Linked DNA regions of Homo sapiens: region 2 is linked to region 1. A link is a contact called in ENCODE Hi-C or POLR2A ChIA-PET data. All regions are on one chromosome and are shown on one strand. Each heading gives the region's core, a stretch centred on a gene start or an enhancer-like site at or near the end of the contact. The rest is flanking DNA. Distances are from core to core; before and after follow the strand shown.

What was found. A loop is a pair of places that touch in the nucleus more often than their neighbours do. ChIA-PET counts read pairs that join two places held with the same protein, here RNA polymerase II (POLR2A). Pooled maps may share reads with other maps.
Region 2: a map of IMR-90 shows a loop between it and region 1 (10-fold over the local background). The contact joins the promoter of SPATA31J1 here to the enhancer-like site in region 1. A Hi-C loop is called at or near these places in 4 of 168 maps with a recorded cell type or tissue (GM11168, IMR-90 and K562), 3 of 37 single-sample maps with no recorded cell type and 4 of 50 pooled maps. POLR2A ChIA-PET finds 5 or more read pairs at or near these places in 3 of 52 experiments (K562, OCI-LY7 and Panc1).

What each region holds. Positions count from the first base shown.
Region 1 is chr5:179,528,493-179,534,349 of GRCh38, reverse strand. All of the region lies in intron 4 of LOC128966623 (a long non-coding RNA gene), which reads right to left. Among named protein-coding and RNA genes, the nearest start is that of RUFY1, 19 kb to the left of the region's middle. RefSeq lists enhancers at 3,367-3,972, 3,973-4,579. Within about 2 kb of position 3,594, at least 13 of the 41 ENCODE cell types and tissues checked have a DNase peak (open chromatin) inside an H3K27ac peak, as active enhancers do.
Region 2 is chr5:179,642,431-179,648,287 of GRCh38, reverse strand. It overlaps SPATA31J1 (SPATA31 subfamily J member 1), which reads left to right and starts at 3,242. Exons shown (of 6, transcript NR_131066.1): 1 at 3,242-3,489; 2 at 4,202-4,259; 3 at 4,798-4,858; 4 at 5,078-5,419; 5 at 5,848-5,857. All of the region lies in intron 4 of LOC128966623 (a long non-coding RNA gene), which reads right to left.

The DNA.
Region 1 (5,857 bases), core at 2,345-4,844:
CACAGTGCTGGGATTACAGGTGTGAGCCACTGGACCTGGCCTATTTCTTTACTTTAAAACCTCAGAAGATAACTTACCTCAAATAAAAAATTACTAAAATTAAGGATTTCTAATTGGCTGATTCTTTTTGTTTTTAATTTGTGGTAAGAACATTTAACATGGGATCTACCCTCTTCACAAATTAAGTGGGCAGTGCAGTATTATGAACAGGCATGACGTTGTGCAGCAGATAACACGTTCATCAATGGGCTGAAACTTTCAACCCATTGAACAGCAACTCCCCACTTCCTCCTCCCCTCAGCCCCTGGAAACTACCATTGTACTCTCTGCTTCTGTGAGTTTGACTATTTTATTTTAATTAATTCATTAATTTTTTTAGACAGAGTCTCGTTTCGTCACCCAGGCTGGACATGATCTCGGCTCACTGCAACCTCCACCTCCCAGGTTTAAGTGATTCTCCTGCCTCAGCCTCCTGAGTAGCTGGGATTACAGGTGCCTGCCGCCATGCCCAGCTAATTTTTACAATATTTTTAGTAGAGACGGGGTTTCACCATGTGGCCAGGCTGGTTTCGAACTTCTGACATCAAGTAATCTGCCCACCTCGGCCTCCCAAAGTGATGGGATTACAGGCATGAGCCACCACACCCAGCTGGTTTCCTTTTTTTCTTTTTTCTTTTTCTTTTTTGAGAGGGAGTCTCACTCTGTCCCCCAGGTTGGAGTGTAGTGGAATGATCTCAGCTCACTGCAACCTCCGCCTCCCAGGTTCAAGTGATTCTCCTGCCTTGCCTCCTGAATAGCTGAGATTACAGGCATGCACCACCACGCCCAGCTAATTTTTGTATTTTTCGTAGCGAGAGAGTGGGTTTCACTATGTTGGCCAGGCTGATGTCAAACTTCTGACCTTGAGTGATCCACCTGCCTCTTCCTCCCAAAGTGCTGGGATTAGAGGCCTGAGCCACCGCGCCCAGCCGGCGGTTTCTTTCTAGGTAGACGGTGATATCATCTTCGAATTATGACAATTTTCTCTCATCTTCCAATCCTTACATCTTTTCTTTCTTTTTCTTTCCTTAGGGCATTGACCAGGAGAATGCAGTTCTGTGTTAAACCACAGGGGATTACTGAGTATTTTTGTGTTAATTAATCCTGACTTAAAGGATTAATTAATTAAGGATCTTTGCAATTTTCTTCCTCAAGTAAAATTTTGATGTAAGCTTTTGGTATATGAAATTTACTAGTTGAGAAAGTTTCTTCCAGTCTTAATTAGTTAAGAGGGAAAAAATCATAAGTAGGCTTTAAATCTTATCAAATTTCTTTCTGAATAGACTGAGATAATTATATGTTTTTTTTCTTTTTACTGTGGTAGCTCATGTTAATAGATTTTTTGATGTTGAAAAATTCTTCCCAGGACTCCGGGAGTCTGAAGCAGGAGGATCGCTTGAGCTCAGGAGTTTGAGACCAGCCTGGGCAACATAGTGAGACCTCATCCCTATTTAAAAAAAAAAAAAAATATATATATATATATATGTGTGTATATATACATATACACACACATGTATACCTATATAGACACACATATATACATATATATACACACATACTATAAAAAAGAAAAATTCTTATATTCCTAAGCTAAGTTTTACTTGATTTTATATGCAGTTGGCCCCTCGTATCCTGGGGTTTTACATCTGTGGTTTCAATCAACCGTGGATCAAAAGTATTTGAAAAACAAAAGCAATAAAAAAAAAACAAGAAAAAATAATATAAATAAAAAAATCAATACAACAACTTTTTTTTTGAGACAGTCTTGCTTTGTTGCCTAGGCTTGAGTGCAGTGGTACCATCACAGCTCACTGCAGCCACAACTTCCTGAGCTCAAGTGAGCCTCCCACTTCAGCCTCCTGAGTAGCTGGGACCACAGGCTGGTCTCGAACTCCTGGGCTCAAGTAATCCTCCTGCCTCAGCCTCCCAAAGTGTTGGGATTACAGGAGTGAGCCACCATGCTTGGCCCCAACAGCTATTTACATAGCATTTACATTGTATTAACTAGTAGTGTAAATAATTTAGAGGTGATTGGGCCGGGCATGGTGGTTCACGCCTGTAACCCCAGCACTTCGGGAGGCCGAGACGGGCAGATCACGAGGTCAGGAGATCGAGACCATCCTGGCTAACACAGTGAAACCCCGTCTCCACTAAAAATACAAAAAATTAGCTGGGTGTGGTTACAGGCGCCTGTAGTCCCAGCTACTCGGGAGGCTGAGGCAGGAGAATGGCGTGAAGCCGGGAGGCAGAGCTTGCAGTGAGCCGAGATCACACCACTGCACTCCAGCCTGGGCGACAGAGCAAGACTCCATCTCAAAAATAAAATAAAATAAAATAAAATTTAGAGGTGATTTAAATTATACCTCTAAATAATTAACCTGGGACAGAGGATGTGCATAGGTTATAGGTTATACGCAAATACAGATGCTCCTTGACTTATGATGGGGTTACAACCAAATACATCCATCGTATAGATTGACCATATGGCGAGTTGAATTTACAATGGGTTTATCCAGATGTAACCCTATTGTAAGATGAGAAGCGTTCTGAATGCCCATTGCTTTTGCACCATTGGCAAGTCAAATCCCAATTGAAGCCATCATAAATTGGGGACTGACAGTACAATGCTACTTTATATAAGGGACTTGAGCATTGTGGATTTTGGGGGGAGGGTCCTGGAACGAATCCCCTGTGGATACAGAGGGACTGCTGTATATATACATCTACAGGGCAAGATAGTTTATTTTTAAAAATTATACCATGTCGATTGTGATGACTGGCATATAGATTATGATGGTTTTTCTCTGATGTTGTATACTGAAATGTTTTCATAGGACCAAGAATGTTAGAAAAATAAAGATCTTAAATACAATATGATAAATTTATATATATACTATTTGATTCTGTTAGCTATATTTTGTTTTATATCAGTGATCATAAGTAAAAAATGGTTTTATAATTTTATTTTTATGTTAACCTTATCTGATTTGAGAATTAAAAATTCTAGTTTCATAAAATGAACTGGATAATTTTTATACTTTTTCTATTTTCTTGTACAGCACACTGTCCAGTAGAAATATAATGCAAGAACACATGTGACTTAATGTTTGTAGTAGCCACTTAGAAAAGTAAAAAGAAATATGTGCAATGAGTTTTAATAATATATTTAATTCAATACGTCCAAAGTAGTGTCATTTGAACATGTTATCAACATAAACATGAATGAAATATTTCACCTTCTATTTTTGTACTAAGTTTTCGAAATCTGTTCTTTTATATTGATAGCACTTCTTAATTCAGACACGAAATTTTCATAAGAAGTACATGATTTGTATTTAGGTTTCATAAAATTTACAATTCAAAAAGTAGATTCACATACGCGAATCGTTTCAAACATACCTCTGGGCCCAGCGCCTCGCCCTGTCCTCGCCGGGTGAAGTCGGCCCTGACTGCAGCCTGCGAAGCACCCGCCCATTGTCCCCGGAGAGGGCGCCCTGGACGCAAGCGCAGAGCCCCGGGAGGCGCGGGAAGCCGGAGGAGGGCGATGGGGGCGAGGCAGGAAGAGTACGTGGGGCCGAGGGGGGCGAGCGCTGGGCCGCCCGCAGCCGGAGAGTGTCGCCCCTCCTGAAGGCCCTGGGCAGGTGAAATGAGGACCAGCGCTGACAAAGGGCAGGATGCAGAAGACTCCTGACTTTGGATCTCAGATCACCCTCGGAAGCTCCGATTCGGATCCGCGTCCACAGACCCGGCGACCTCAGACAGACCGGGCGTCCGGGGAAGAGGCGGCGGCAGTGAGCACCGCAGTGAGGAAACCAGGCTCCGGCGATCCCCAGGCCTTACGCCCGACCCCAGGGCATTTGGGAGCAGGTCTGCGTCCGGGACCAGCACACTCTGGACGGGAGCTCTGCCTTTCTGGGGTCCTCCAGCTGAAGGATGTGAGTTGCAAGAAACCCATTCTGTAGACCTCGAAATCAGCGGGGAGCCCCAGGCACTTGTGGGGGGACTTTGATGTGGCTCCCACGCATCCACCCGGCACCGCGTGGATTGCCAGGGGCAGGACGAGCTTGAGTGGACGCTGGGTTCGCTGAGCCCCCCAGAGGCTCCTCGCCCTGGGTCACCTGTGCCGCCTTGGACCACCCAGAGAAACCTTTCCTCCCACCAGGTGAGCCGCAGGCCAGGCGCCAGGCCTGAGTGTGCCCGGGACGGGGATTTCTCTGTGAACGGCCCATCATCCCATAATATCCACGTTGTCTTAGCCTCATGTTCTGAAGAAACACGAATTTCATACACAAGCGTGGATTTTTGCATGTTTTAAATTGTAAATGCGACTAACTCCAAGGAAGTTGGAACTTGAAGCAGGCTCAAAGCAAACTTAGTCGCGTCATCCGCCACCATCCTCCAGGGTAAACCGAGGAGCACAGTTAATTGGTTTTCCACGGGTATTTGCCACTTGTCAGATGGGCTGTTATGGACGTAACCACGTAATTCCTGGAACCCAGTGAGAGTCAGCTTCCTTTACGGGCGTCTGACAAGATGTGCTCAAACACCTTGAAGATCTTTATGGAAACAACTTTTGGCTCTTTATCAAGATGTCATTCAGGGCTCTGAACAGTCGAATACGTTGTGGATGGGTTTGCTGTAGTTATACAGTGTGCATTTGATACTTGTCAATAGCGCTAGTAATGTTATTGCAAAAATAAAACCTTCTTTAAAAAAGAGGCCGGGCGCGGTGGCTCACGCCTGTAATCCCAGCACTTTGGGGAGGCTCAGGCAGGTGGATCACGAGGTCAGGAGATGGAGACCATCCTGGCTAACATGGCGAAACCCCGTCTCTAGTAAAAATACAAAAAATTAGCCGGGTGTGGTGGCGGGCGCCTGTAGTCCCAGCTACTCGGGAGGCTGAGGCAGGAGAATGGCGTGAACCTGAGAAGCGGAGCTTGCAGTGAGCCGAGATGGCACCACTGCACTCCAGCCTGGGCGACAGAGCGAGACTCTGTCTCAAAAAAAAAAAAAAAAGAGAAAAAAGAAAGAAAGAAAAGTGGCCCGGCACAATGGCTCACGCCTGTAATCCCAGCACTTTGGGAGGCCGAGGCTGGCGGATCGCGAGGTCAGGAGTTCGAGACCAGGCTGGCCAGCATGGTGAAACCCTGTCTCTACTAAAAATACAAAAATTAGCCGGGCATGGTGGCCCGCGCCCAGGCAGGCTGTTCTGGGAGAGAAAACTTGGCTCTCCAATGCGGTGTGGCCATTTGGCTATGACATCACACTGCATAGTTTAATGAGTGAAATCAGACCTCTTCTTGTTATTGGAGATGACTGGAGGATTTTTTTTTTATTTTCCTGAATGTAAGTAGGTAAGCCATGAAGATCCCAGATTTCATTCAGGGACTCAGAACCAGCAGCAAGGAGCAGGCTGCGTGGAGAAAACAGAGTTGGCTCTGGAGTACCCCATGAGTCCAGCTTGTTCAAAGTAAAAGTGGCAATGGCTTTGGGATCACAAAACAGCCCTTGAACATCAAAGTCAATTAGTAGAAACCCCTAAATATCATGGGGCAAAAAATATTTCAAATTTACTTAAATATTCGGTTTATCAGATGGGACTCACTTTTTTTTTCTTTTTTTTTTTTAAACAGATTCTCACTCTGTTGCCCAGGCTGGAGTGCAGTGGCGCCATCTTGGCTCACTGCACCCTCTGCCTCCCGGTTCAAGCAATTTTCCTGTCTCAGCCTCCTGAGTAGCTGGGACTACAGGCACGAGCCACCACGCCCGGCTATTTCTTATATTTTTAGTAGAAATGGAGTTTCACCATGTTGGCCAG
Region 2 (5,857 bases), core at 1,993-4,492, 110 kb before region 1:
CCCCTGCTCCCGCTCTCCACACTTTTTGAGTTTCTAGTCACTTTTTTTTTTTTTGAGATGGAGTCTCTGTTGCCCAGGCGCTGGGACTACAGGCACCCGCCACCATGCCCGGCTAATTTTTTGTATTTTTAGTAGAGGTGGGGTTTCACCGTGTTAGCCAGGATGGTCTCGATCTCCTGACCTCGTGATCCAGCCGCCTCGGCCTCCCAAAGTGCTGGGATCATGTAGGGTATGATCTCGGTGCCCTGCAACCTCCGCCTCCCGGGTTCAAGTGATTCTCCTGCCTCAGCCTCCTGAGTAGCTGGGACTATAGATGTGTGCCACCACACTCGGCTAACTTTTGCATTTTTAGAAGAGACAGGGTTTCACCACGTTGGCCAGGCTGGTCTCAAACTCCTGACTTCAAGTGATCTGCCCGCCTTAGCCTCCCAAAGTGCTGGGATTACAGGCCTGAGCCACCACGCCCGGCCCTTGGTCCATGGTTTTACACCAGTGACACCTATAAACTGATGATTCCCACATTTAAAATATCCAGCCAAAGCTCTCGGCCAATTTCTAGATTGTTCCTGTGCTTCCACAGCTTCTAGTGCCACTGGTATGTCTGACACCATCTTACGTTTAAGGTCAAAAGATTTCTGAAGCCCCCACACAACTCAAACCCAACTGCTCCCCCAGTGTTTTCCATCTCAGTCAAAGTAGCATCCTTCCCTCCCTTCCCCACCCACCCCGCAATTTACCTAGTTCCCTGGCCCCAGGTTCTCTCAGTGCCCACATGAGCAAGACCAGCTGGCTTTATCTTCAAAATAGACCCCGAACCTGTCTGCAGTATTTCCACCCTAGTCCAAGCAACCCGCAACCTTCCTGTCTGGATTCTTGTACCTGCTTCCTACAGGGCATCTCTGCTTCTACTCTTGCCCCCACTCCCCCACATAATCTTTACATGGATTTTTTAAAATAGGTAAATCAGACCATGCCACTTCCCTTCCCAGAGCCCTGCGGTGCTTTCTCATCATTAGAATAAATAGGTCTCCTGATCCAGGCCTTGCTTAGCTTTCTGACTTCCTTTTATTTTTTATTTATTTATTTATTTATTTATTTTGAGACGGAGTCTTGCTCTGTCGCCCAGGCTGGAGTGCAGTGGTGTGATCTCGGCTCACTGTAAGCTCCGCCTCCCGGATTCACCCCATTCTCCCACCTCAGCCTCCCGAGTAGCTGGGACTACAGGCGCCCGCCACCACACCCGGCTAATTTTTTGTATTTTTAGTAGAGACGGGGTTTCACTGTGTTAGCCAGGATGGTCTCAATCTCCTGACCTCGTGATCCTCCCACCTTAGCCTCCCGAAGTGCTGGGATTACAGGTGTGAGTCACCGTGACCAGCTCTGACTTCCTTTTCTAATGCTGGAGACAGAGGTGACCCTGTGGAGACGTGGACCCTCTATTAGGTGGAGGGGAGAGGAGGAAAGGGACGGAGGGAGGGAGGGAAGAAAGGGAGAAAACACCAATAACTCAAAGAAGAATCACCATGTAAGCAACTGGTGCCCATCAGGAACATGCATCTTGCAAGAATCACCATGTAAGCAACTGGTGCCCATCAGGAACATGCATCTTGCAAGAATCACCATGTAAGCAACTGGTGCCCATCAGGAACATGCATCTTGCAAGAATCACCATGTAAGCAACTGGTGCCCATCAGGAACATGCATCTTGCAAGAATCACCATGTAAGCAACTGGTGCCCATCAGGAACATGCATCTTGCAAGAATCACCATGTAAGCAACTGGTGCCCATCAGGAACATGCATCTTGCAAGAATCACCATGTAAGCAACTGGTGCCCATCAGGAACATGCATCTTGCAAGAATCACCATGTAAGCAACTGGTGCCCATCAGGAACATGCATCTTGCAAGAATCACCATGTAAGCAACTGGTGCCCATCAGGAACATGCATCTTGCAAGAATCACCATGTAAGCAACTGGTGCCCATCAGGAACATGCATCTTGCAAGAATCACCATGTAAGCAACTGGTGCCCATCAGGAACATGCATCTTGCAAGAATCCCCATGTAAGCAACTGGTGCCCATCAGGAACATGCATCTTGCAAGAATCCCCATGTAAGCAACTGGTGCCCATCAGGAACATGCATCTTGCAAGAATCACCATGTAAGCAACTGGTGCCCATCAGGAACATGCATCTTGCCTGCTGTTATCTAATAGTCGAGACGTGAAGTGGGCTGGCAAATTTGTGGGTTCTGTTTTTTTTTTCAAGATGGAGTCTCACTCTGTCGCCCAGGCTGGAGTGCGGTGGCGTGATCTCAGCTCACTGCAACCTCTGCCTCCCGGGTTCATGCCATTCTCCTGCCTCAGCCTCCCGAGTAGCTCCGACTTCAGGCACCCGCCACCACGCTAATTTTTTGTATTTTTAGTAGAGAGGGGGTTTCACCGTGTTAGCTAGGATGGTCTTGATCTCCTGACCTCGTGAGCCACCGCGCCCGGCCGGCAAATTTATGGGTTCTTGTTATGGAGAATTGACCTAGGTTGATATTCATTCTGCCAGAGCCAGTGGAATTTGTAGTTTCTGAAAAGAGTTGTGTTATTTGGCAAAACCTGAATTGGGCATCACTTATCTTCATGTACTTAGCCAAAGCCCTAAAAAAACTTTTTTGAGGCTGTGTGCGGTGGTTCACGCCTGTAATCCCAGCACTTTGGGAGGCCGAGACGGGCCGATCACGAGGTCAGGAGTTTGAGATCAGCCTGGCCAAGATAGTGAAACCCTGTCTCTACTAAAAATTAAAAAAATAAGCCAGGCGTCGTGGCAGGCACCTGTAATCCCAGCTACTCAGGAGGCTGAGGCAAAGAATTGCTTGAACCCAAGAGGCGGAGGTTGCAGTGAGCAGGCAGAGGAGACCCTGGAGCAATAATCCCTGGAAATAACAGGAATTTCAGGGACAAATCCAGATCCTCAAAAACTGTGAAACTGAGGGAGTCTGAGCAGAGATCTCCAATGAACCAGGTACCATCTGTGTGCCAGGGCAAGAGGACGGAAAACGGACCAGGTCTGTTTCTGACAGGTTGAGCAGGTGGAGTGGGAAGGAGGGATCCGGAAGGCCAGGAGGGTGGAGGGAACTGCAGGGGTGGGTGGTGGTGGGCGGGGCTGGGCTTTAGCCTCCTCCTCCCACTGCCCACCCCACCCTTAGGAGCCCTTTGTGAGGGGGAGGCCCCAGCTCTGTGATGTGGACCTGGGCCCCAATAACTTGTCCCAGAGGGGATGCCCAGGGCTCAGTTGCCTGAGGACAGCAGTGCAGTTGACATGGATATTCTCTTTCCTCTGGACAGTGTTATTGGTACAGAGCTGTGCCCCAGCCCCATTCCCCAGATCATCCATTTCGTCCTCTTTGTTGTGTTCAGCCTGGTGATCCTGATTATCTTACGCCTCTACATTCCCAGGGAGCCGTCCTCAGTGCCTCCCAGAGAGGAGGACAGCGAGAATGTAAGGAGCCCTCAGCCCACACCCAGCAGAGAATGCTTCTATTTTTCCTGCTCTCTTTTCCACTTTTCCACATCAGCCAGAGGCGCTCCTGTGATGGGAACTCTCATCATCCCTCTAGGGACAGCAGGGCAGGCAGGGGTTGGAGTGGGCATAGGATTTCCAACCCAAGCTCCCAGACCATCTGTGGAGGTGCACGGGAGGCGTCAGAGCAAAACCAAACCCCAGGACTCAGCGGCGAGGACCCGGTCATGAGAGGGGTGAGGTCTCTGTGGAAGGACAGGCCCTGAGCCCGGGCTCATCAGCCGCCTTCCTGGGCAGGTGCCTCGGGGCCCAGCCTCTGTGTGAGGTGCTCTGGGGGCTGTGCTGAGCCCCTGAGAGCCTCCCACCTGAGACTGGAGTCGCCCCTGGCCTCCTCGGAAGCAGAATCCTCCCTGCCAGCTCAGAGGCACCTGCAGACCCAAGAGTGTGCGTTTCCCAAGCAGCGGAACAGGGACTGAGGATACCCAGGGCAGGCCTCACATAGAAAACCCCTCCATGCTTTCCAGAGAAGGAAACCAGAAAAAGGTTATTACGCACTTTAGAAACCAGTGAAAGAGAAGCACACAGGCTCCATGAGCTGGGCGGAGAAAGTGTGTCATTCACGAGCACTGGGTCTGCAGCTGTGGGGACAGGAGACTGAGACCCGGCCTGCACCCTCTTTCTTGTCTCTCAGGATCAAGCTGAAGTGGGGGAATGGCTCAGGATCGGAAATAAATATATCACTTTGAAAGGTAAGGCTCTGAGGGTCCCAGAAGCCCCAGAGATGACAGCTTCACCTGTCCCTAGGAACAAGCACCAAGTCTCCTAGGAAGTCATCTGCAGAGGCCTGATGGGGAAGCTCCTGGTAGGGCAATTGGAACCCGGGATCCATCTCCGATTCCCTGCTGAGTTGAAGCCATGGGGTCCAGGGAGCGGGTGTTGCCCAGGAGGGGACCAGTGACCACCTGGACGTGCAGGAGGGGATGCAGGTCCATGTGGGCAGCTGTTTAACATGGCTGAGTCCTCTTTGAGACTGCCTCTGTCCTCTCTCCCCAGGAGGTTGTCGTGACCCCCATGATGGAGCGTGTCGGGAAGCACTTTGGAGAGGACAAAGTGCTGCCCACCGGGCACCTGGCTATCACTCCTGGGGCCCTGTGGCCTTGGACAGGGATGCTGGGGCTCCAGGGTCTAATCCCCAATCCCGGGGTCTCCCCTAAGGGCACACGCAATCGGCCTCCTGTAAGTCCCAGTTCCCTCCCTCGCCACCATAACCCATCTCCTGCTTTCCAGATTACAGAATTCTCTTGAAAGAACTGGAGAACCTTGAGATCTACACTTTCCTGTCGAAAAAGTGAGGCTCTTCCCCTTCCCTCCCATGTCCTTCTTCCTACCAGGGCCTAGGATGCCACCCCAGGGCCTGGGGCTGATCTGGGAGGGGAGATCACAGCCATGATGTCACTAAAGCCCTGGGCAGGGGTAGGCAGAGCTTTGTGAAGTCAGCAGGGGGGCCCTGGAGGTCCACAGGTGCCCAGTGCTCCCGGCTGCAGCCTGTGCCTCCTGTCTCCTGCAGGTGCCTGAAGAAGCTCTCTAGGGAGGGCAGCTCCCATCACCTTCCACGCCAAGTCCGCCCAGGGCCAGTGTACAAACCAGCACCTGCTAGGAACCACCGGCCACGTGGGGGGCGTGGGAAAGCTTCTCCCACCAGCTTCCATGTGTCCCCACGGGCTCCCCTGGCTCCTCTGGCCTCCATGCCGTCATCAGTCCCGAAGACCTCCGTAGAGTCCTTGGGGTCTCCATCATCCCTGAGCTCCTCCAAGCCACGAGAGCCTCTGTGTCCCCTGAAGCACCCTTCACACCAGCCACCTGCGAGCACCCTATCACCAAACCCGACCAGCTCCACAGAATCCTTGGGGTATCTGTCATCCCTGAGCTCCTCCCAGCCACCAGAGCCTTTGCGTCCCCTGAAGCACCCTTCACACAAGCCACGTGGGCGTTCCCTTCCCCGACGACGGAATCCTGGCTGGGTGTCCTGGTCCGACTCCATGCAGGCTGATTCCGAAACTGACACCATAATATGCCCAATGTGCAAGGCCCCTGAGCGCTCCTGTCCACACACCTGGTGGGTGCCTTCTAGCCCTCGAGTGATCCGAGGCGTTGGTCGCTGCAGTGATCCCAACCTGGGCCTCTCCTGGAGGCAGGAGGCTGCTAGAGCCTGGTGCCACTGCACCTCCTCACAGTTCCCATTCAAGCACCCTAATCTTCCCACCCACCTACCAAAGGCTTCCTTCTAGGGAGACCCCACATGCAGGCAGGTGGAGGCAGGGGTCCCGCTTTCCTCAGCCTGGATGTG